Regions from separate parts of the Mus musculus genome. Here regions 2 and 3 are each linked to region 1. A link is a loop called in an ENCODE intact Hi-C map of the cell type or tissue named here. Cell type or tissue: gastrocnemius. All regions are shown on one strand. Region 1 overlaps F730043M19Rik (RIKEN cDNA F730043M19 gene). Region 2 holds the start of Gm51998 (a long non-coding RNA gene). Region 3 overlaps Gm40874 (a long non-coding RNA gene).

Evidence for each region. Peaks named below come from ENCODE experiments on the same cell type or tissue, not always from the same donor. Only the 100,000 strongest peaks of a DNase experiment are listed, where the experiment ranks them.
Region 2: a loop joins it to region 1, with 2.5 times the contacts of the local background. A loop is called at or near these places in 5 of 42 quality-filtered maps.
Region 3: a loop joins it to region 1, with 6 times the contacts of the local background. A loop is called at or near these places in 23 of 42 quality-filtered maps.

What each region holds. Positions count from the first base shown.
Region 1 is chr12:33,104,758-33,112,757 of GRCm38, forward strand. It overlaps F730043M19Rik (RIKEN cDNA F730043M19 gene), which reads right to left. Exons shown (of 6, transcript NR_015602.3): 6 at 6,954-7,380. Among named protein-coding and RNA genes, the nearest start is that of Cdhr3, 16 kb to the left of the region's middle. In gastrocnemius, a CTCF peak has its summit at 4,984 (motif pointing left); DNase peaks (open chromatin) are centred at 1,125, 4,987 and 6,518; H3K4me3 peaks cover 733 bases; H3K27ac peaks cover 1,102 bases.
Region 2 is chr12:32,932,514-32,940,513 of GRCm38, forward strand. All of the region lies in intron 2 of 4933406C10Rik (RIKEN cDNA 4933406C10 gene), which reads right to left. Gm51998 (a long non-coding RNA gene) reads left to right here and starts at 4,359. Exons shown (of 3, transcript XR_003950243.1): 1 at 4,359-4,461; 2 at 5,124-5,209. In gastrocnemius, no CTCF peak of the experiment used is centred here; a DNase peak (open chromatin) is centred at 3,933.
Region 3 is chr12:33,022,947-33,030,946 of GRCm38, forward strand. All of the region lies in intron 2 of Gm40874 (a long non-coding RNA gene), which reads left to right. Among named protein-coding and RNA genes, the nearest start is that of Gm40874, 31 kb to the left of the region's middle. In gastrocnemius, CTCF peaks have their summits at 4,341 (motif pointing right) and 5,544; DNase peaks (open chromatin) are centred at 4,350, 5,320 and 5,959.

The sequences.
Region 1 (8,000 bases):
ATGGCAAATGACTAACTGGTCACCTGGGCAGTCAGAGGTATGTGAGGCAAATAAGAGTAGGAGCTGAGCAAGGTGGTGGCTGGAGGCAGTGTTGGTGCCCAGATGCAGGGTCCAGGGCAGCATTACATGGTCAGGGAGGGGCTGTTGGCCTGAAGACTTCTTGCTAGGTGGTAAGAGGGAGGCAAACTGAAACAAGGGCATTTGGATTCTGTGTTTCAGTTCTAGACGCCTCCCTGGCTGTGGGGAGCCGCCCTCACATTCGCCGTTGCAAGATGGCGCTGACATCCTGTGTTCTAAGTGGTAAACAAATAATCTGCGCATGTGTCAAGGGTAGTTCTCCACCCCATGTGCTCTGCCTTCCCCGTGACGACAACTCGGCCGATGGGCTGCAGCCAATCAGGGAGTGACAAGTCCTAGGCGGAGGATAATTCTCCTTAAAAAGGGACGGGGTTTCGCCATTCGCCCTTTGCTCTCTTGCTCTCTTGCGCTCTTGCGCTCTGGCTCCTAAAGATGTAAGCAATAGAGCTCTTGCTCTCTTGCACTCTTGCTCCTGAAGATGTAAGCAATAAAGTTTTGCCGCAGAAGATTCCGGTTTGTTGCGTTCTTCCTGGCCGGTCGCGAGAACGCGTGTAAGACCTGGCAGGCTCTTGGGAGGGCATGCAAGCTCACATGTCATTATTCACTGATGCCCATGAGTTCTCTAAGCAAGTGAACTTAACTGGGGAACAGTAAGGGGAAGTAGGGAATCAGGGGTGCCTAGCTTATTACTCGGATCTTCCTACTCTTGCCTACCCCTTACATGGGTCCTTGACGATGAGCAGTGGTCTTCTTTCTGTATGCATTTCTGAGGTTGTCTATCTGGCCACATCCCCTGCCTGTGGTGGGTTCACTGCATTTCTTCCTGACTCAGGACAAAGGCTCTGCTCTGAGAAAGACAGGCAGAGGAAAAGACTCTGGAAACTCAGAGCCCCTCACCAGGCCTGGGCAAAGCTGTCCTGCCTTTGCCCTGGGCAGTAGTTGGCAGCTCTAGCAGGGCTATTGATTTCATTGTCATGTCTGTTTAAGAATGTGCTGCCGAGAGATCTGTTGACAGACCCATGTCCCTGGGAAATCCCAAGCGAAGCAAGCAAGTGTGAAAGGAAGCACTGAGAACAGATTGAGCCCTCTGTGTCCTTGAGCTGGAGGACAGCCTTGCTGTCACAGCTCGGATCCTGATGGCTTTATACTGCAGTCTGGCTGGGAGCTGTGGCAGGGAGTAGGGTTGGAGGGGGGGGGGGTCACTGGACAGTATGTCCAGTCATGAGCTAACTGGGTCCCTTCCACAGTACGTTGGGCCTCCTAGCTGCCAGGTGATGTCCAGACTGGTGAAGTTGACATCCTGGTTTTATTTATTTATTTAGGAACATTGTATAATCATTTGACCATCACTTATAATCATATAACTTTATTAATAGCTCTTGGATTGGCTTAATCATGTATGCATGGCATGCATCTTTGTACCTGTAAGTACATATATGGGTATTCTCACACACACACACACGCACACGCACACACACACACACACACACACACACATTTAGAAGAGATTTCTAGAAGAAGCTGTATTGTCAGTAAACAGACCAGAGTATGATTCTGTTCAGAGCTTCCCCATCTGCAGCTTCTAAGAGACTTGGCCTCCCAAGCCACAGCCTCATTTACTCGTACCACACCCCTGGCTGCCGTTCCTTTGTGCTCACCTAACCCAGTGGACCCCAGGCATGGGCAGGGCTTCATCCATTGTATTTTCTGCAGGGTGCCACTTGGCTATAGCCTTTATCCAGTGCCTGAACCAGGCGAAGGATAAAAAGCCAGCCATGTCTACCCCATGCAAACCAACCTAAAGGGCAAAGTTCACTCAGCATTGCTTTGACTGAGGCCTCTGTCACTTGTGTGTAATAACTCACTCTTCCCTCGGCCCACTGTCAACGCCCTCCTTTTCCCTCAAGGTTGCCTTACATTTCATTGAACTTAAATACTTCTAGCAAGAGCAGATTCAAATGTAGCAATTATTTACCATTAATAATAATCTTCAATTTGTAGATTTTAAAGCCCCGTTAATAGGAAAATAAGTTACCAGCTGCATAACGCACTGGGTACACTAGCGAGAAGAAGCACACACAGTGAGCATGAGAGAGGGCTGCTGATCATCTCTATGGAGTAGCAATTATTTTTAGCAAATTTTCAGTGGAACCAGCTGGCCATGCATATTAACTGCTCTCATGCCATTTGCATTCGTTTCTGATAATGTTTCTTTCCCCCTTGCAATCACGCCTGCTTTCAGAGAACTGGCTGGGCATGCCAAGACCAAAGCCCTGGTAGATTCAGTATCTAGTGAGGGTCACCCTTCTTTGGAGAGTGTGACATTTCTTTAGCCTCACAAGGCTGAAGGGACAGAAGGAAGGCACAGACAGCTTTGGGAAGCATCCTTTATCAGGGCATTAATTCTGATCATGATGGTCCCTCTAACTTAACTTAAGCACTGCCACCTAAAGGTTCAGTTTCAACATATGGAATTTGGAAGGGCACATCCATCCAAACCTAGCACTTTGCCATCTCAACCTTCTTCGTATAACTAGGGCCAACCAGAAAGGAGCCAAGCAGAGCGGGCTCAGTAGTACACGGGTGCTCAGCGGCAGGAAGCCTGGGTTCTGCTCGCCAGACTTGTCAGTCAATAGTGGTCTTAGTTCAGGGACACTCATGTGACTCATTACCTCTTTTTAGTAAGCTCTCTGTGTTTGAATCTCTTTCAAGTAGCCTCTGTTGGTGAATCTGAATAATCTAATGAAAGGAAACACACACACGTACACACACACACCAAACACATGTACACACACACATACACACACACCAAACACACGTACACACACACACACACACACACACACACACACACACACCAAACACATACTCAATGTTACCTCTCACCGGGTCTGAGTCCTGCTTCACTTTTGTACTGGCACTTATCAAACCTCAATTATACTTAATAATTCTTCATCCGCTTTTCTTCTTCACCAGTGTGTAAGCATTGCTAGGGCAGATGCTTACTGCCGTATCCCTAGAGACCGAGACTACGATGAGAAATGCTGGAGACTGGCTTGTTGGTTGGATGCATGAATAGAAGTGCGGTTGAAAAATCTACTTCTGTCAAGTGGCAGCTGTGGAGCATACAGCTTTAGAGGAGAAAAAGGCAGTTTAAGTCAGGCAGCCATCAATCAACTTCTGCCGGTGATTCTCCCTTGGCATCTTCCTCCCTGTCATTGTCACCACCAACAACACCTTGATTGCTACTCTTTCACTTAGTTTGACTTCTGGTCCACAAGAAACACTCTACTCAATCAATCCAATTAAATGGGAAGTTTAGCAAATATTTGTCTGTGTCAAGTGCTTTGCACCCTTCTCTCCATTGGTCGGCTGGTCTACCTCCTCAGGAACACACAGAGCCAGGTGACTAGTGAAAGGGCCAGGGACTAGGAAGTAGGGGTGGTTGCTAAGCAGAGATTGTGCTAAATCCATTGATACTGCAAACACAATTCCAGGGGGCCTTTTCAGTCCACACACAGCACTGATTTCAAATATTGCTGTGCTGGTAGTTTTATGTCAACTTGACACAAACTATCATCATTATCTGATATGGAAGAACCTCAACTGAGAAATGCTTCCAGAAGATCTGGCTGTAGGCAATCCTGTGATTCATGAATGATTGATATGAGAGGGCCCATCCTGGGCTGGTGGTCCTGGGTTCTACAAGAAGACAGGCTGAGCAAGCCACAGGGAGTAAGTCAGTAAACAGCATCCCTCCATGGGCTCTGCATCAGCTCCTGCCTCCAGGTTCAGGCTGGGCTTGAGCTAGGCTGGTCCTGGCTTCCTTCAATGGTGGACTACAATGTAAACCAAGTAAACCATTTCCTCTTTTCTTGCTGTTGGTCATGGAGTTTTATCACAGCAATAGTAACCCTGGGAAGGACAACTGCAGCTCAATACCTACCCCCCAAACGCAAAGAGAAACCATTCTTATGGAGCCATTAAAACATTTCCCCAAAGTTTTTATACCAGACAGCAGCATATCAATATAATTGTAGTTATATTGGCCAAAAAATATTTTTAAATACATGTTCATCTCTAGCCAGATCTCTCTTTTAATCTAAGTGAAGTTTCTTTTATTTTTAAGAACAGCTTTAATTGCTACTTATTTTATGTGTGTGTGCTGGAGGAAAAGAAGGAGGTCAAAGGGTTACCAGACCACCTGTAACTGAAGTTACAGGCAGTTGTGAGCTGCCTGATGTGGATGCCGGGCAGGAATCGAACTTGGCTCCTCTGTAAGAAGAGTATGTGTTCTTAACCTCCGAGTCACTCCACTTTAAGAATAAACAAACAAATAGAATGAATAGAGCATAAAAGACTTAGTAGTAGCAATGATATGATATGAAGATGTGATAAAAATTTAATTAGGGCAATTGTGGTGGTGGGTAGAGTGGCAGTGTTGGTAGTGATGGTGATAGTGGTGATGATGTTGATTGTGATGACAGTAGTAATAATGGTGACAGTGATGATGCCTGTGATGCTGCCGGGAAGAGTGGGATGGTGGTGATGATGATGGGTTGGCCATGGTTACGATGTGGTAGTGGTAATGGTGATCACGGCAACCGTGATAATAATAATGGTGATGGATGGTGACAGTGATGGTGGTAACAGTGATGGTGTTGGTAATGATGCTGAAAGTTGTGATGGTGTAACAGTGCATTAATGGTGTGACCATGTTAGCTGCTGGCAATTAGCAAGGACTCCTGTGATGAGCTCTTTAGGCTCTGCTTTCTGTCTATTCATTCTTCTGTCCATAGCTTTGGGTATCATAGTATGTATGTACTGGGACTGGGAGCTAGGCAGGGTTGACCTGCCCACAGGGCCTTGCCTCTGCTGTGTTTAGCTTTAGGGAAATGTTGCCATCTAGTGCCCCACAGGAGTCTTAACTCTCTAAGCAGACAAGGCAGCCAGCCTCCCACAGCCTACCTCCTCCCTCTCTCCCAGGTCAGAGCCAGGCATGCCCTTCTCAGGCCAGCACCACTTCCACACAGCAACCATGCAAACATCCTCATAAGTTGCTTTGGTTTTATTTTCAGATTTTTTTCCCATTTTGAAACAGATACAAAGAGAAAGCCAGTAGTCATAGGATGAAGATTTGACCACAAGTTACTATTGACTGTGTTACTTTGTAACATGTAATATGCTGTTGCATAGTAAACTGGGCAAGGCAGGGGAAAGGATTTAAAAGTCACTAACAATATGCAAGTGAAGTAATCAGAGAGACACTGGCCTGGCCGTCTCTTGCTCCTCTGGGACCTTTCGCACCATGTCAGGTGGACTTCCTGGAGTTACTCCTCCGCACATGGAGCTGTAAAGCTGCGCACACTGCTGTGTGTAGTCAGCACCTCTCCAGCCATCCTGTGCTTTCTGAGAAAACAGCTAGATATACCTATCAGCAAACTGGTGCTCCGGGTTTCTGACGCTCTATTAGGAAAAGGGGTGTTGTTAAGGCAGGCATCCAATGACTATGTTCCTTAGAGGGCACTGGGCTGGAAGGGAGATGTTCCTGGGCCAGAAACCGCTGCAGTCTCTCCAAATCAGCCTGTCCAACCTTCAACCTAATCCTGCTTTTCGTGGTGTTTTTGGATCACAACTTGGATTTATACATCTATGGGTTTCAGGCCAATCTTCCCTGCTCCGTTGGGCAAGGCAAGGTCTACATCTATTCTGTCCATTGCTGTATCCTAGGAGAGAGACTCTGACACCAGGCCCCAGGCCCCCCTGATGTTTGTCTGAGAAAAACGGGTACACAGCTTTGGGAAAACTTGGTTTAGTGAGTGGGCAAGAAGACAGGATGGCAGCATACATCATAGGTACTGGGAGACTTCCTTCATTCATACTCTTGGGGTTTTGCAACTGTCCATCCCTAAAGCCCTCGGTCCCCCTTGAAATCTTGTGCTGGAGCCCTTCAACATTTTAAAGCTCTCCCCTCTCAACATTCTCACACACAGCCACCTTCCACTGGGCTGATTTTAATGGAGAATGAAACAAGTAGAAGGCAGAGCGTTGGGGAAGTTGACAAAGATAAACGGGGAGGAGGAAGTTTACATGGGAGAAGGAAGCTGATTGTTGTCCCACAGCTGTTCTGCACCGTAACTCAAGAATACCCATCGAGATTTGTTCCCTTCATCCGGGAATTCACAGGGACTCCTCACCGGAAACAAGAGACCTCAGAGGACACAGGCACTTGCCATAGACGGGCAATGCTGTGGCTCCGAGCACGCTGTCAGCTGAGAGCCTGTAACAGTCCATCTGGGGACTAGCAACCTTGTTGAAATGTTGAGAACAAAGGCTTTTTTGTCTTCTGCCACTTGTGAGGCAGTGCTTTTCAAAGGAACTCTAATTATAAATCCTTGTGAGTAAACTTGGCAGCGTTGAAGATCTGCCTTGTGTCCTAACTTTCTCAGTCCGTTTAGGCCTGGCGAAATCCCAAAAGCTTTCTGCCGAGCCCTCTTTTCCTAATTCCTAACCCCTAGAGTGGCTTCAGGGAAATTTCATCCATATGTTTCTGAGGCACTTACAGTGAACTCGTGTTCTGCTAGAAGGAATGTGTTCTCAAGTTCCAGAGTCCAGAGCATAGCATGTTTTCGGCCTGAAATGGATGATGCTAGCTTTGGGAGAATGTTTTTGAACTTTCTAATTACAAGGCCGGAAAGAGTGTGGTATTTCCTGCTCTGGCTCTCCTTCTCCTTTCTAGAGCGTGTTTGAAAACCTTCGCTATTGTTTATGAAGCTGGTAAATGTCACGTGTATGTTTGGATCTAAACAAGCTGGGGATCTAAGAGGGTTTTAAAAAACAAACAAACGAACAAACAAACAAACAAAAAACAAGTTCCTATTTTTAACCTAAGCCAGAAAAGAAAGAAACATTTATTGAACTCACCATACATGGCAGGTGCATCTCAGCAGCCTGGTGAAAGAGACATTATCCTTATTTATAAGGAATCAGACACAGATTCTGAGAAAAAGTTTGTACTTAGTAAACTCGAGCTTGGGATTCAAACCAGAAGGCATCTAGCTCCAAGGCTGTGTTCTTTCTTATCAGCCCCACGAGTTCACAAACACAAAGCGGGGCTTTCGTATTCTAGTTCATGGTCGGTGTGAGGCTAAGGGTGGCAGGCAGTTTTCTGTTTGGCTTCTTTTAAGTGAACAGACTAGACTAGTCGCTACCGCCGGAGGATTAATCGTTCTTCGGTGCTGTTGTCTCAGGAGAGTTTAGGCCAGGGTCTTCCTCAGCGTGATCAGATGTCAGACACGGAAGCTGTTGTTTTGGGGAAGAAGTGTTTTCATGATGATCAGCTATCAGCTGAGCAGAACTACAGGTAAGAAAGAGGCACACTCCGGTATTTACTGGTTTGTGAGACAAAAAGCTCAGTTTCTTCAGCAAATAAATGGCAAGGAAAAATAAAAGGAAGGAAGCCTAGAGATGACAGAGAGCAAGCAAGAGTCGTTCCCAGCAAGGGCAGTGCGCAGATGTTACTTGGCTTTTGGTTTGGAGAAACCAACGGAACAAAGAAGTTGTGAGATAAACAGGAAATCAGAGTACAGACGGAAAGATATATATTATTAACAGATTAGTGTTAGTTACATATGATGAAGATCTACTGATCAGATCTAAAGAGAAAAGGACAGACCTTGGTCTAGTGCTGGAGCTCCAGGCAAGAGGGCATGCTTGTGGGACTGAGTCCCATCTGTCTCCTTGCCACAAAAGACAGACAGGATTGTATAGCATAATAATGGGGGTTTAAAAAGAAAAGGAAGAAGCAAAGAAGGGAGGGAGGAGGAGACGGGAGAAGAGTTGAACCAATAGAAAAGAAGTTCCCATCAGAGAGAGCCAAAGTCCTACAGAATCATGTCCGCACATGTGCAGTTTGTGAGGGC
Region 2 (8,000 bases), 170 kb before region 1:
CACAGTACTCAGGCCATGCTTGGCTCCATTGCTTACACCTGAGGTAAAGCAGCACTACAGGGAGGGCATGGCAGAGCCAAGCCATTCACTTCCTGACCAGCAAGAAAGAGGGGAGATGAAGGGTCTGCAATTCCCTCATCCCCTCTAAGGACATCGCTCAAGGCCGCAAAGACACCTGTAGGTGCAACCTCCTAAAGTTTCCACTCCTCCTTGCCCCCCACCCAGGGGGATGGCAGGCCTTAACACACCGGTCTTTGGAGGGCATTTAGGATACAGACTCTGATATCTTCAAGTCTTTGGATTTTACTTGTTTTTTCCCTTTAGGCTCTATGTCCCTGTTGTAGTAAATTTTTAATCTCAATCAGGCGGTTCTACTCTGGCTTTTGATCATTCAGTTACAAGATAAAAGACGCAGCATGTTTATATTTATAAGCCTTAATCAGCATCAGAGCTAGGCAGATATCTACCCTCTAAGCTATTAGTATCTGCTTCCCTATCAATAATCCCAAGATCTGACTTGCCGTGTTCCTCCTGGGCTGCTCTTACTCTAGCTGGCAAACCATCATGGCCAGTTCTCACGATCCCTTACCACATGGCATCTTCCTTTCTCTTCACTCTCTACTCCTCCTCTTTGTCCTCATCTCAGACACCAACCCCCGGAAATGAAGCCCCACTTGCCTCTCTTCTGCCCAACCATAGCCTGTAGGCATCTTTATTTAACCAATAGTTTTAAATTAAGGAACAAGGTTACATAGCATCTATTGCCTTATCCTGAGGCAACCAGATCTTGGGGACCAATAATTAGCATTATGATATATAACAAAAGACCAATCCTCAACATGTCCCTTCTGACTAATGCAGAGTTTATGGCAGAAGAAAAATAGTTGTTTTTTGTTTGTTTGTTTGCTTGTTTGTTTTTTGTTTTTGTTTTCTCATTCTCCCTAGGTTCAAGGCTTGTGGTCCTTATAACAAAAAAACAGGTGAACAAAGGGGGGAAACACACAACACACAACTTTATTTTGTGTGGACCCTTTTTTGAAACAGGGTTTTTCTGTGTAGCCCTGGTAGTCTTAGAGCTCTCTCTGTAGACCAGGCTGGCCCTGCCTCCCAAGTGATGGGATCAAAGGCGTGTGCCACAACCACCCATCTGATGCCCATGTTTTTTGAGATCACTCTGTGTGCTTCTACTGCTCGAATCTCCCATTTGGGGGGAAATTAAAACCTTGGAAGAGACACCAACGGGCCTGGCCAGGTCATAGAGATAGGTATGTTCACATACAGGAACCAACTAGTGGTAGGTTCGAATATTGACTATGCAAACCTTAAACAGTATGCTTAACCTCTCTGAAACCTGCCAAATCTGAAACTCAGTTTACTCAACCATAGATGATGTTTGTTATAAAGTCTGAATCATTAAATGACTGGCGGGAGAACTGGGTGTATGCCTGGCATCTTGTGACTCTCTTATGTTATTGGCTGCTGTCAGCATTGTTGTTGTTTGTGAGAAGCGTGGCAGGCAAATGGCGCCTCTTCAGGAACGAGGTGAACTGTAGAGCAGCAGAAGTCCATAGACCATTCCCTCTCTGTGTGTGAACTTAGCGAAGTCATATCATCTCTCTGAAATGCTTTCTGCAAGTTTTAAAACTGTGGGTTTTTTTAAGTATAAATAATGCTGCTTTTTGGGTTACAAGGAAGGCTCTGTGCAGGGATACATGCAACAATTCTTTCCAGACTTAAAAGAACCACAGTATATACTCAACAACCAATTCTCAGCATTTTCTAAGTTGGTTCTGAACCAACTGAATGGTGATAAATGGATTCTCTGAGACTAGAAAGGGAAGAAAACATGGCTCAACTCTCAGGCCTCTAACCTGCAGCTCAAAAGAAGCCTGAACCTTCTGAGGGGCCCACAGGGAATGAGGAGTCTGACTGGGGGGAGCCACACAGGTACTTGATTTGGGAACTGTTCATTATACAATCTCACATTACCTTGGAGACATCTTAACTTGAAAGGTACTGACTCCCATAATTGACAACCTTCATGAAGGTAGACTAATGTCACAGGGAAGAGCATTTTGTAAGGATTTCTTCTCTTGGAGAGCCCAGATTCTGGGCTCTCAGAGGTTTTTAGTACTTAAGTGAAATATCACCTTTTGTGGGATAATATTCTGGTATTTTATTTTCGCTGGCCTCTGACCTCTGCTTACTTCCCTAGCCTATACAGACGGACATTGCTAATTTGAATGGTAATCAGCAACTACTTCTACAAGAAAGCAGTGTAGGATTCAATATAAAAAATGTCACTAATCACTTGTACGCAGACTCAGGATAACTCCTACCTAGTGAGCATTCCCTCTGGGTCCCAGAGAGCCACATAATCTCTCAGTTGTCCTTATAGCCACTGCTGTTTCAAGCTTCTGAACATTTCCATATAAAACATCCATGATGGGGCTGGAGAGATGCTTACTGGTGAAGAGCACCTGGTGCCCTGGTAAAGGGCCGAGGTTCAGTTCCCAGCACCCACATGAAGGCACACAACCATCTGTAACTCCTGCTCCAGGAGATCCAACACCCTCCCTTTGCTTCTGGGGACACATAGAGGAAAACACCCATACCCTAAAATTTTTAAATAGCTAATAAACTTTAACCCAGACAAAAACCCTATATGACTTGGGACAGTTTAAAACATTGGTCACTGTTCCTCAGGTCTGAGTGACAGCTCAGTCTGTCAAGTGTTCAAACACAAGGACCTCAGTTTGGGCCCCAAGCCAGGCAGTTTGCTCACACATGTCTGTAACCTTGTTGGACATACATCTATAATCTTAAGGCTAAGGCTTGGGGTACACAGGTCTGTCTAACAAAAAGGGTGAAAGAGAGGGAGAGGAGGAGGAGGGAAAATTGGGAAGAGGGAGAGGGGAAAGGAGCAAGAACATGTGTACATTTCTGCATGTGTGCTGGTGTGCATGCGTACATGCATACATGTGTCTGTGTGTGTGTGCATACCTCTCTCTGTCTCTCTCTCTCCCTCTCTGTCTGTCTCTGTCTCTGTCTGTCTCTATGTCCCTCTGTCTCTCTGTCTCTGTCTTTCTCTGTCTGTCTCTCTGTCTTTGTCTCTGTCTCTCTGTCTCTGTCTCTGTCTCTCTCTCTCTCTCTCTCTCTCTCTCTGTGTGTGTGTGTGTGTGTGTGTGTGTGTGTGTTTGGGAGGACAGGCAAAGGTAATTTTAAGAGCACAATGGTACAAAAATCTTTAAATCACTTCTTGCTCTTCTGAACTCCTCCCACTTGGAAAATAATCAAGGCTTCCAGTATCTTTGGACATGGGAAATTAACTAGGAGCAGGAGAACAGAATATAAGGAGTGTGCCACCCTTCCAGAATTTTCTGCATCTTAAGGTCGTGGGATTAGCTCAAAGGGGGAAAGGCAAGCTCACACTGGGGATGTTCTAACCTCCACATGAGCCTAAAAAGCCATTTGACATAAGGGGAACCCCTTCTGAGGGTTTGGCTCTGGCAGTGGCTGGCACCTAGCTTCAATTTACCCCTACATTAAAAAGCCAAATAAAAACAAGAAAAGAAAATTGCCAAAGCTCATCAAAGTCTATAAAACATGAAACTCCAGTACACTCTACCACACGTCTCAGCACCATAGCAGTGTGAGAGTGAGTATCTAGTCTTAAGAACCAATGCTGACATTGTAAAGATAGGGCATACAGCCAGATAAGACAGGCAAACTGGGAAATGGACATAGGCATATGTTTCCTGGGATTCAAGACTGACCCCAGAACTAACTCATGAGCACACCTGTGGAGGCCAGAGTTTGACATCAAGTTACCTTTCCTGTGTAACAGAAAGTTACCCTCCCCACCTGCCTTTTTGAGACAAGGCTCAAGACTTACCATTTCAGCTAGACTGGCCATCTGGCATGCCGCCTGAATCCTTTTGCCCCTGCCAAGCAGTGCTGAAGTTACAGGTGCACATCACCTTGCCTGGCCTTTTTCTCGGATCCTTTACCTAAGGGGCCATTCCTTGGACCTTGAAATAGATATTCCTAACCAACCAACAAAGAGAAGCAATTCTGAATTAAAGTAAATCCCAGGAGCTACCAAGGTGTCTGGCTGACCTGGGCTCCCTCTGTGGCAAGCTAGACACATAAAGGAATGGCCATGCGAACAGGTGGCCCCAACAGCAAGTCTTAAGGGAGCAAACACATCTTTGCAACAAATTGGAAGCCTGCCATCACAGCCTTACATTTAACATAAGGGCAAAGGTACCTTTGTCCTGCTGGGTGAGCTCTGCCCCAATGCAGAATAAATATTTGATAGGTATTTGAAGAGCTAAATCACCTGCCAGCTTAAAGTGCCTGGCTTCAGCTGGAATGACATTCGTTCCACCAGCAGAGACAACAGCCTGCTGGTAGGAAGGGAGAAAATGTATCTTTCTCTCCTTTGTCCTGTAGTATGAGGTTAGCTTCCTGGGGCAATCGGGGTGAGGAAAAGAGGGTGAAGGAATAAAAAGAAGATGGAGTGAGTGAGGACCTGCTCACCCCACTCTCCAACAATGTCTCACAATCACTGTGACAGGGAGGAGAATGGAGTGGGAGTAAAAGGTTTTCTTCCAGCACTTAGTAGGTACCAAAGATTTGCTGGTTGTTTTATGTGATTCTCTCTTTCTTAGCTCCCCAAACAACGTTTTAAACGTAGTTACTGCTATTTCCACAAACTATATGAGTCTTGAGAGAAATTAAGGAACTTTTCTGAGTTCACACTGGAATTTAAACCTGGCTCTGCTGCCCCAACTCCTGTCCCCGATGCTACTCTGGCTTGGAATGTTCTGCTCAGTGCTGGCTCAGTTGCTGCCACAGTATGAACTAAACCCAGCTGGGATCAGCAGAGTCTTGCTGGGAAAGCCAGGACTTTCCTCTTGCTGTAGCTGGGTAATCACGGTAAGATGCAGGATATGCAGTCCTAACATCTTCCACCAGTTCCAGACTCAGTAGAAACACATCACAAATTTTGGATCCTTAACTGCCATTCAGAGCAAGCTGACAAGCACCCAGAAGTGGCTCCTATGGGACTTTGCCTTCTTGTTAGAGACTCAGCCTGACAATTTCCCTCCTTTCCCAAGGACACTCAAAACGGCCTGAAGAGTGTCCTGTGGCCAGGCTCACACTGCCTACTTCTCAGCCCTATCTCTCCCGTGCTGTCTGTGAGGTAAGCCACCCTGGACAATGCTCTCTGCCTCCCCACCTCACCTCCTTGCCCTTCACTGCCTCTGCTCTGAGTTTTCAGTCCCAGTGAAGCATCGGCCTCAGTTTCCCCCAAAATCCAGGCTGTTTATGCTTGGACCTAGGATTTTACATATTTATTCTTAATATTTTCTGAGTGCCTATGAGCCTAGCCTACAGAACAAAAGCTATATTCTTGACATACCGTCCATTTGGCTACATCTGACCTCTACATCTTAGTCCCTACCCAAAGAAACCATTCAGAATTCCTTTACTTTAAAAAATATATTGTATTATACTCATATGCATTTCTATAATATATTTTTATATTGGTTGTGTTAAATCTATAAAATCTATGTATAAATTTGGGATACTTATTTTTTCATTTACTGTTTATTGCTTAATTGCTATGTTCAGCCACACTTTTGTGAGTTAGCACAATTCATTTCTTTTTACTGCCATGTAATACTCAGTTGTAAAAATGTGTCACAATGTATCCTTTCTCCTGTTCATGAGCATTCTCTGTCTTTGGGTTTTTGTACCATGGCTGGTTTAGCCATTATTTTCCACCTCTCCATTTCCACACCTGTAACTTTCCCTTAGGCCTATCCTTCCCATCCTTGGGTTGGGATGAGTTACGTGTAAATGAACGCTCAGCTCTAGGAGACTAGGTCTTTGATGGATTAGGCTTCTGTTCCTGTTTTTGCAGGTACTGGGCCTGGGCTTTAAGGTCAGAATGGTGCCTCTACCATGGTGTCAGTTCTGCTAAAGCCTGGGGACCTGTGCCAGTGTTTGGCCTGCACACCATGTATATGTACCACACACATTGGGTTACAGATGGTTGAGTCACCATGTGGATGCTGGGAACTGGACCCAGATCCTCTGCAAGAACAACAAAGACTCATAACCACTGACCCACCTCTCCAGTCCTGATTCCTAATTTTTAAAAATATGTCTTCCTCCAGGTGAACTAGGCGATTCAGGCTAACATCAGAAAACACAAGCAGACTTCAGAGAGATGGAAAGGCATATGGCAATCTTGAGCTTACTCAGGGACATGAATTCAGGTCCCAGCGCGGTCTTTGCTGGCACCATCCCATCACTGCAAATATCCTGAGAAAGCTCAGCCTCTCCTGACAAGGGCAACTTATTCTTTGGTGAGGCACAGGCATATTCGCTTCTTCAAAGTCTGGTACCCGCCTCATCCTTCTACCCTGTTTCATCCACACAGAGGTCTCTCACAACAGCTAGAAGTGTCTGCAGGGCCTTTCCTCAGTTACCTCATCCTTTCTAGTATTGCCTGCCTCTACTCGGCTTTTTCTCCAAGCTGCTGGCGTGCTTGCTCTCTCTCTCTCTCTCTCTCTCTCTCTCTCTCTCTCTCTCTCTCTCTCTCCACTAATTTATTTACTCACTTTACATCCTAATCAGAGCTCCCCTTCCTCCTCTCCTCCCTGCCCCACCCTTACACCCTGTCCCTCTATTTCCCCCTCCTCTTCTCCTTAGAGAAGGGGAGGCCACCAATGGGTACCCACCACCCATCCTGGTACATCAAGTTGCAGCAGGACTAAATACACCCTCTCCTACTAAGGCCAGACAAGGCAGCCCAGTTATGGGAACAAGATCCAAAGGCCCGCAACAAAGTGAGAGGCAGCTCCCACTCCAATTGTTAGGGACCCCACATGAAGAACAAGCTGCACATCTGCTACATATGTGTAAGGGGCCTAGGTCCAGCCCCTTCGTACTCTCAGTCTTTGAGAGTCTCCATGGGCATAAGTCAGTTGACTCTGTAGGTCTTCTTGTGGTGGCCTTGACCCCTCTGGCTCCCTCATTTCTTCCTCCCATTCTTCTACAAGACTCCCCAAGCTCTGCCATTGTTTGGCTGCAGGTTTCTGCATCTGTTTCCATCAGCTGTGGATGAAGCCTCTCTGAAGACAGCTATACTAGGTAGGCTCCTATCAGCAAGCATAGCAGAGTACCATTAATAGTGTCATGGATGGGCTCTCTCCCATGGGATGGGTCTCAAGTTGGGCCAATTATTGGTTGGCCATTTCCTCAATCTCTGTTCCATCTTTATCCATGAATTTCTTGTAGGCAGGATAAATTTTGGGTTAAAGGCTTTGTGGGTGGGGTGGCCCTCTCTCCCTCCATTGTAAGTCCTGCCTGGCTACAGGAGGTAGCCTCTTCAGGCGCCTTAGTCCCCGCTAAGCTGACTGGTTCTCTCTTACAAGTAGCAAGATGGTTTCTAGCTGCTTTGGACCTCTAGGGAATTAGATAGGAACCCACAGAAAAAGGTACTTTTCTGAAGAGCTGATAAAATACCCAAATATTTCTGCTGGCTTAACTCATATTTTATGTTCTTCCATAAACCAGTCACTGCTCCTAGTGAAATAAAATATGCAGATTAACTGAGCATAGACCACATACTCAAACCTAAGCCAGATCACATGAGTAGGAACACTTTGGGATGTGGGAGAAGGGAATATGTTGCCCTCAAAAGGATGCTGGACACACATAAAAACTGAGCTACTAAAAGACAGGAGAATACAGTTCAATCTTCTTTTATGTCCCATTTTCACTAGTAGGTAGGTGAGAATAATCCTACTTTATATTGATCCCCCATGTTCTATTAATGCTGGTATAATTATCCTTGTATGTGTGTGTAGTATATATATATATATATATATATATATATATATATATATATATATATAACACACACACACACACACACACACACACACACAAAACCAAGTGTGCTTTTATTTGCCTGTAATCCT
Region 3 (8,000 bases), 82 kb before region 1:
ACAAAAGGGGGATTAGCATGTCTTCCGGTTCATTAAAAGCTCACACACTAAGTTAACAGAGGCACTTTCTACACCTCCATAGTGATGGGCCCAGGCAGGTTTTCCAAATGGAGCCTTCTGGGAATTTTAAAGGACTTTGGCTCGAAGCTGGAGGTCTTGACAGTACAATACTACAGAATTTACTCAGGTCAAGACTGAGGGCAGCAGGTGGTTATCCACAACCCTGCCCCCAGTCACAGAGGATAATTACAGACCTTCCAAAAGAATGGAGACTTGCTGAACCCTCACTGCCATGCCCCACCTAGAGACCACTAGTCCCACAGTGAGGACCATAATGCATGCTCTGTGTTTCAAAGGAATGTTGGGGGTCCACATGTCTCACACTCCTTGCCTCTCAACATCACCCCAGAAACCCACAGCACCAAAGTCACCAGAAGATCACAAACGAACTTCTGAGATGATAAAGCCTGACACCATTCAGAGAGCCAGTAAGTGTGAGGCGGGAAGAAGAGATACACTGCAGAGGGAGCCAGCTCTTCACACCCATCTCCTCTATCAGCATCAGCATCTCCATCTTCCATTATGAATACACCAGGGAGTGTTCCAGACCTATCGATCACGGAAGATGACACATCAACCCTCTCACTCCCACCTTAGGAAAATTGTCATTGTCACCAAGGAGGGAACTGTCACCAAACTTCCCTCATCCAATTTTCTGTGTTCTCACCAGGTGAGTCCGTACAGAAACCACCTGGCATTGTTTGATGTGCCCCTACTCGATTCTGCCCAAATGAGAGACTTCACAGATAGATAATTCAGGAAACCTATTTTAAGAACAGAAAGAAAACGAGTCAACTGGAAGCAGAGACGAGTCATGAATACACGCAGAAGAGCTAAATGAAAAATGCAGGCACTCAGGCAGCAGTTTGGAACCCAAGTGCCTTGGTGCAGTGGCTGGCGGCCTACCAATCACAGGTGGGTACCGCTCTGTGCTTAAGGGGAAACATGCACCTGCTGCTGCCACGGAGGTATATATTGTTACAATGTTACAACAGTGTTTGTCAGAGAAAGTGCTGAAAGAAGTGGCTTCATGGAGAATGGCAGACTTTTACATGGGCAAACGTTTACATCACAGGAAGGAGGCAGCTTCACAGAGAGAAGAGTATGCCAACACAACCATGTTTCCCAGGATGCTAATATAGACGAGAGAACAGCCGGGGCTTGTCTCTGACTGTTTGCTGATGTTGTAACAGGATAATGAGGCTAGGCCATTGCTGGTAGGAAGAAATTTATGTAGTCCAGAGTTCTAGAGACAAGAAACTGTAAGATAAGGTGCAGGCTGGCATCTGCTTGGTTTCTGGCGAGGGCCTCAAGTTTCTTCACTTCAGAACAGAAAGCAGAGTGGCAAGTGGGTGCATGCAGACGACAGAAAGCATGGGCCAAACTCCCTCAGTAGTTAAAGCATCCTTATATTCATGAGGTTTCTGCTCTCTACAGACAAACCCCTCCCTGGACACTCCACCCCCCCCAACATACCCCAATGACTATCAAGTCCCAACATAAGTTTCAAAGGGGACAAACTCTCTTCAACCTGGAGCAGGTTCATATCAGTTATTTTCCAATGAAGGCACAGGCCTGAAGAGTGGCCAAGTGACTATTACAGTAAGTAGGGTAATTCAATCCCTTTAAAGAATTGCCAAGGAAAATCTAGTATTTGAACTTGGGCCATCATTTTCATCAGAACCCTATGGTTTAAAGTAACAGAATCCAACTCGATGAACTGACAAGGGCACTCGGTGATTTCCACAACGGGAAAGTGATCTGAAGCCAGGACCAACCTCAGTAACGCTGGACACATGTGCTCAACACCACTCAGGAAACAGCTTTCATCACAGTTCCCTTCCCGTCGCAGTCATCCTCTGGCTGGCAGAGCCCTTTCCTCAGCCCATTAACTAGCTAATACTGGCTTTCCAGATTGGCAGCCAGAAACTACAGCACTAGGCTCTTTGAGAGACTAGGCTCACCTTGAGAGATGTATCCATGACTGAACAGTCACAGATCTTGGGGGCAGCAGCCACCTGATTGGCCTGGTGTAGGTCACATGCTTAGCTGTCCATCCAGCAAATTTTGAGAGCCCCACCAGAACATCGAGCCTAACATAGAAAATGGTTGCAGCCTGAGAAATATTGAGCAGGCAGCACTCATAATAACTTCTACCTCCAGCAGGCAATCGAGCAAAGATCTTTGAACTGTCTTTAACTACCAAATGACCTTTGATTTTGTGCTGTGTACATACATGCATGTGTGTGTGCGTGTGTGTAGGCACGAATGTGTCTATGTGCACATGCGTGCATACAGTGCTGGGATTCAAAGCCAGAGCTTTCTGCATGACAAGCTTGGTTCTCTGATCTCAGTCATTATCATTTCCCCAGTGAATTTATCAGTTGAGGTTCTTACAGACATGGAAGTTTCACTATGGTTGGTTGAAATAGAAGCCGTATTTGTGAAAGCACCTTAACGGCTCACAGACTCTCCACATGGCTCAGGGTCACAAAGCAACTTGTGCTCTGAGTCAATGAAGCACTCAGCTTCCCACGTGTCTGGCCCCAGGCCTTTGTTACGTGCTGCTTTGAGCATCTCTGTCCCTCTGCCTACCCCCATCACCAAGACAATCCCATCTTGAAGTAGTCCCTGGCTTCCTGCTCGTCCAGACTCATGATGCCTCACTGATGGGCACAGCCTAGATCATATGCCTGAGGCCTAGCCCAGAAGACTATAACAGAGCTCTGGTACCTGCCTTAGTGAGGTACCCTCTAGAACACGGCTGTTTGTCAGTTTCCTGTTACTATAAGAAAACACCTGAAGCAGTTACCTTATACAGATAAAATGCTTCCTTTGGCTTATAGTCCTAGGAGGTTCAGTCCAAGACTGGGAAGATCTATTTCTTTGGGCTTCTGGTGGGGGTGCAAGATGGCAAGGGCAGAGAGCACATAGCAGAGAAAAGTTTTTACCCCCAGTGGTGGGAGGAGTGTGGAGGATGGAAAGAAGCTGTCCAAAACTCCCCTCAAGGACAATCCCCAACAACCTAAACGCCTCCCACCAGATCCCACTTCCTAGTGGTTCCACTGCCCTCCCCCCTCCCCCACTGTACCTCCTTGGAGCAGGGACATGCCCTTACCAGGATCTTTGGGTGAGCCATTTCCAAAGCAGTGTCATATTCCCCAGGTTTGGGAAAGCTATTAAAATGCTGAGCTGCCAGCCATAAGACCATGCCCACTATACTATCCCTAAACGGTCAGGCTGCTTATCTCTTCCTGGCTCTGGAGAGACTGAGAGATTGAGCCAAGGCTCTTTGTTTCCACATGGGCCCTCCCAATTAGCCATGAACCTATGTCTGTTGTAACAAAGGGAGGCTAGTTAACACTATTGGCCAATAAAACTTGAATTAAAACATGGCTTGAAGATATTTCTTCTCAGTGAGTCTGGGTGACTGGAAGCTCACGGTGTCCTCATAAAGAAGGTATCCAGCGGGTCTCCAGTGAGGGGTCATCAGAGCATGGCTGTGCTTCTAATCGCCTTGGAACCCCTACAAATAGCTGATCAGCTTGTCTTGGCCATGTACACATGCAGCTCTGAGCTGATACCAACAAAACATCTCCCAGCCATGAGTGAGAACCTAGCAAGGGTCTCCTGGTTTGAAAAGTTTTGCAGGAGTCTAGGATGCTCCAGCTGGTCACCTTGGCTTTCTGCTTATATCTGTGAACTGCTTTATTAAGATGCCAAAGTCCCTCATTGACTTTTTTTTGTAGTAACGGCAATATTCCAGACACTGAGCTAACACTGAACATGTTCTGCCCCTGTGAAGCCCTCAGATTAGCCAGAGCATACATGAAGTGAGGGAGAAGAGGTAGGGGACAGACTCGTTTATGTGCTATTACTTTGAAAGATGTGCAGCTTTCCCCTTTAAGCAGAGGACTCCGAACTAAGACAGGAGCATGGTCATTCTAACTTCTGAACACATAATCCGACGATAAAGCATCTCCTGGTGGAAAACATGAGTGTCACCACCAACACGTAGATAGTTATATTTAATAAATGAGAAGAATCAGGCCAGAGGAAATGATGATCACTTCAGAACATCTCAGGCGTGCCAGGCACACACAGCTCCTGGGAAGCGCCGGAGAGGACGGTATGGAAGCCAATCCCCCACCTCCGGAGTGTGATATGTCTCACTACACTGTGAACGTGTGCAGAATCTTGGCCCTGGCAGGACATCTTTCTCCCTCCCTCCAGCATCACTATTTCTGAGGAGGAGGCAGCTGCCTAAGGAGACCACTAGGTGTCGCTGTGAACCTGTGAGATCCAGGCCTTCTATTAAGAAGGGCATGGCTAGGTCTGTTTTCAATCAACACGTTGTCAGTTTTTCTCCCCGAGGCCCCAGGGGTGTGCTAGGAATTTTGATTTCTTGAGAAACCCTGTGATTCAGCTGCCCTTTGTCGGTCCTGCTTGAGAGAACAGAGGTTGTCCTTGCTCCTGGAAGCTCCACTCCAGGCAGGGGGCTTCCCAGCAGGAGAGCCAGCAGCCAAAGCCCCTCCCTCGGGTCTCTCTTCTCCTTTCCCACCTTCCTTCCCCTTTCATTTCTACCTCCTATCAGTGACCTATTCCCTATCAAGTCCCCATCCCAGAGGCCTTCTTTAACCCTTAGGACGGTTAGGATATCCAGAGCAGAGCCTTCTTTTTCCTTCTGACTCAACCTCAACCCTGCCCCCTGAGATCCTTCGCCACAGTACCAGCAGCTCTCTAGCTCAGTGGTTCTCAACCTACCTAACGCTGTGATCCTGTAATGTGGTGACTCCCAGCCAGGCGAAGAACCATTGCTTGGTCCTTCTGAGCTTCAGTTCTCTGTAGGTAGTGTCTTCAGGTGCACACACTAAGCAGATCAATCGAAAGCTCCCAGGTATATCAGCATATGGCAGACATAGGTGGAAAGGGCTTTAAATTACCATGGGGACACTCATATAAACACAGTGACCTGCACAGCCAGACAGAATTTTGGACCTTCATTCGCCTGCATCTGTGGAAAGATATTGTTAAAAAGATGGACTCTAGGAATGTCCTTAGAGATTCCCACTCTGCGGCGTACTATAACCTCCTTACTGTGACAGTACTGATTAATTTGTGAAAAGACAAACTGGGGGCTGCCTTGGTCAATAGCCATAGTTTGCTTGGCAAAGGGCCATGATAACTGTCCTGGAACCTTCTTGGAAAAGGCCACTTGTGGGTAGCTGGCTGCTGTCTTCCCTTCCAGGTTTGGGCGGCATTTCCTGGTTTCCAATAACCACATTGCTGCTGCTGTTTGGGGGAGGTGGCAATGAGCCAGATCCTGACCTTGGATGCCTGAGGCTGCTCTCTGCAAGTGTTGAGACCACAGGCCCCTGAACGACCTGTGCAAAAGGAGTGAGTGACCAGCCTGGAAGGACTTCTCGAAAGCACATCTGGGTCAGACAGGTGAAGCAAAGAGGCAAAAGAGGAGCAAGCACCTCTACTGGCAGACGCAAGTAACTGCTTCCCTTCAGCCTAGGGAAGAAACGAGTCTCCTGGTTCTCCGCCTTGGGAGGCACCTGAGGAAAGAAGAGCCTGCCCTTGCTGAGCTGCACGTATGCCGTGTGGTCCTCTCATCTTGGGCGCCATTATGATGTATAAGTAAGTGTGTGGTGGAGCTAAAGAGAAGCCGAATGACTTGTGCACTCTGAAGACAAGCGGAACTGGAAACACTCGAGGATGTGCAGAATGGGCTGATACCAGAGGCCAGCGCTCCCATCTGAGGCCATGGTGATGTGCAGACCGGTGCTGCCGCTGAGCGCCACGTCTGAGTTGATGTTTGTGGCACATGTTAACACCCCAAACCATGCAGATGTCCCTGGTCTGGGCTGAGGCCTGCGGCCATCTGCTGTTGATGTCCAAGGACTGCCCAGAGAGGGCCCCGCCCCTCGCCTGCTCTGGCATTCTGGGAGAGCATGCTGCACCTCTCCTGGGCAGCGCAGTGGAACTGGCTCGGATTCCGAAGAGCCAGCTAGAAGGCGGGGAGAACAGGAGAGCTGGTCCCACCCCTTGCAGACACTTTTCCTTTTTTTACACCATCCAAAGTAAAGGCCTGGGTTGGGCCGGGCTGTGGGAGACTCAAAATATCCATTTAGGACCTGGTCATCTTCAGAACACAAATCAAAGGCCTTCACAGTTGAGCCTTGCCCATACAGGCAGAGGACACATAGCTCAGCTGGTTTCCTGGCTCTGTGGCTCCTGAACGAAGTCTCCAATCTTCACTCATCTGTTCTAAGAAGCTGAAACTCAGAACCCACTCAGGGAAACCTGTGAGGTCAGCAATGAGGTGTCGAGATGTGAGAGGCCTCACTTATTAGCCCATGGCAACCCAGAGGCTTGTCCAGACCCGCCCTCGGACTGTTATGGCTGGGGTTGTCTGCTGGTCTGAAAGGTACTCCAAACCAAGCCTGGCCCCTCAAGCCAACAGGATTGGATCTTGGAAGGGTCAAATGCCACACTCTGCAGCTGGGCAGACCAACTCTCGCCTATCTGTTCAAGATCCTTGTGAGAGCCTCATGCAGCGACTGTGGGATGCAATCTGGCGGCATCTCATAAAAGCTGCTACTATGTGACTTGATAATTCCTTTCTGAGACATGCCCCAAATAAATAAGAACCGTGTCGACGCAAAAGCCGGTAGGACGGTATTCATTGCAGTAATATTTACCGCATCAAAAAGAAAGAAACAACCAAAATAAATACCCACTAATGAATGGATAAATATGTGGTGCGTGCATACAACGAACTATGAATTATGTAGCTAGGAAACGAATGATGTACTGATACATCTAAAATATGCCTGGATCCCAGAAACGTTATGCTAAGTGAAGTATATAGGAAAGAAACGGATAAATAGCGAAGGGTCCCGTTGATATGAAATACCTTAATAGGCAAATTCATAAGACAGAAAGGTGCTTAGTGGGAGACAGTGCCTGGGAGTGGGAGTGACTGTTCAGGAGCATAAGAAAATATTTGGGGATTAAATGGTGGTGCTAACGGCATCACTTTGTGAATACAGTCAACCCCACTGAATCCTATGGTATGTGAATTAAATCACAGTAAAACGGTGACTTTTAAAAAGCCCTTTGGTGTGCCAGCTGGAGTGTGTGCACTCTGACTGGAAGAACAGATGAGACGGGCAGTGCAGGCGTGGCGCTCTTGTGAGCTTTGCCTATAAATCAGATTAACCGGCGGAACCTCTGTCAGCTGTGCCAGCTCCAAGGCAGCCACAGCCGCCACAGGCTGCTTCGTGGAAACTTAAACGTTTCTGAGCTTGCTAAGGAATTGGACTTGGACTGGCTCCGGTTTGGGCCTGTTTCTCCTCTAGAGACTATGCGGAAAGATGACAAAGCTTCTACGCATGCCTTGCCTCCTGTGGAATGGAGACTTCTAGAAGAGACTCGAGGCCTGGAGTGACCATTTTGATCTGTACCCATGGAAACAGAAGGATGCACCATTTCAAGGCCCGAGCGCTAGCTTCCAAAGAACTGATGTGGAGTTGTGTGCAAAACTGAGCGAGTCTCCTCACAGCTCAGGACCCAATGGGAAGCAGACAAGCAGAACTGTACCTTTCTGCACTGAGCTGATCCAACATATTGCTTATTCGGGTTGAGCAAGAGCCTTTAGCCTTTCTTGGAGTCAAAGGAATAATTCTGACTAAGAAACCCTGTCCAAGCTTGTCTCTCTGCTTCTTGGTAGCATTGCTTAGAATCTTGGCAGGAAATTCAGTGTTGCAGAAACAGAGGGGTTCTCTACTCTGCCAATACATCGCTGAGAGCAATGGCTATAATGGGCTAGATACCAGGCATTGCCCTCAGGGGAAGTAGTTGTGTAATCTAAAGTAACTTGGGGAGATTCCACAAAGGACCTTTCACCTGATGTAGGAACAGGGCCTGAGAGA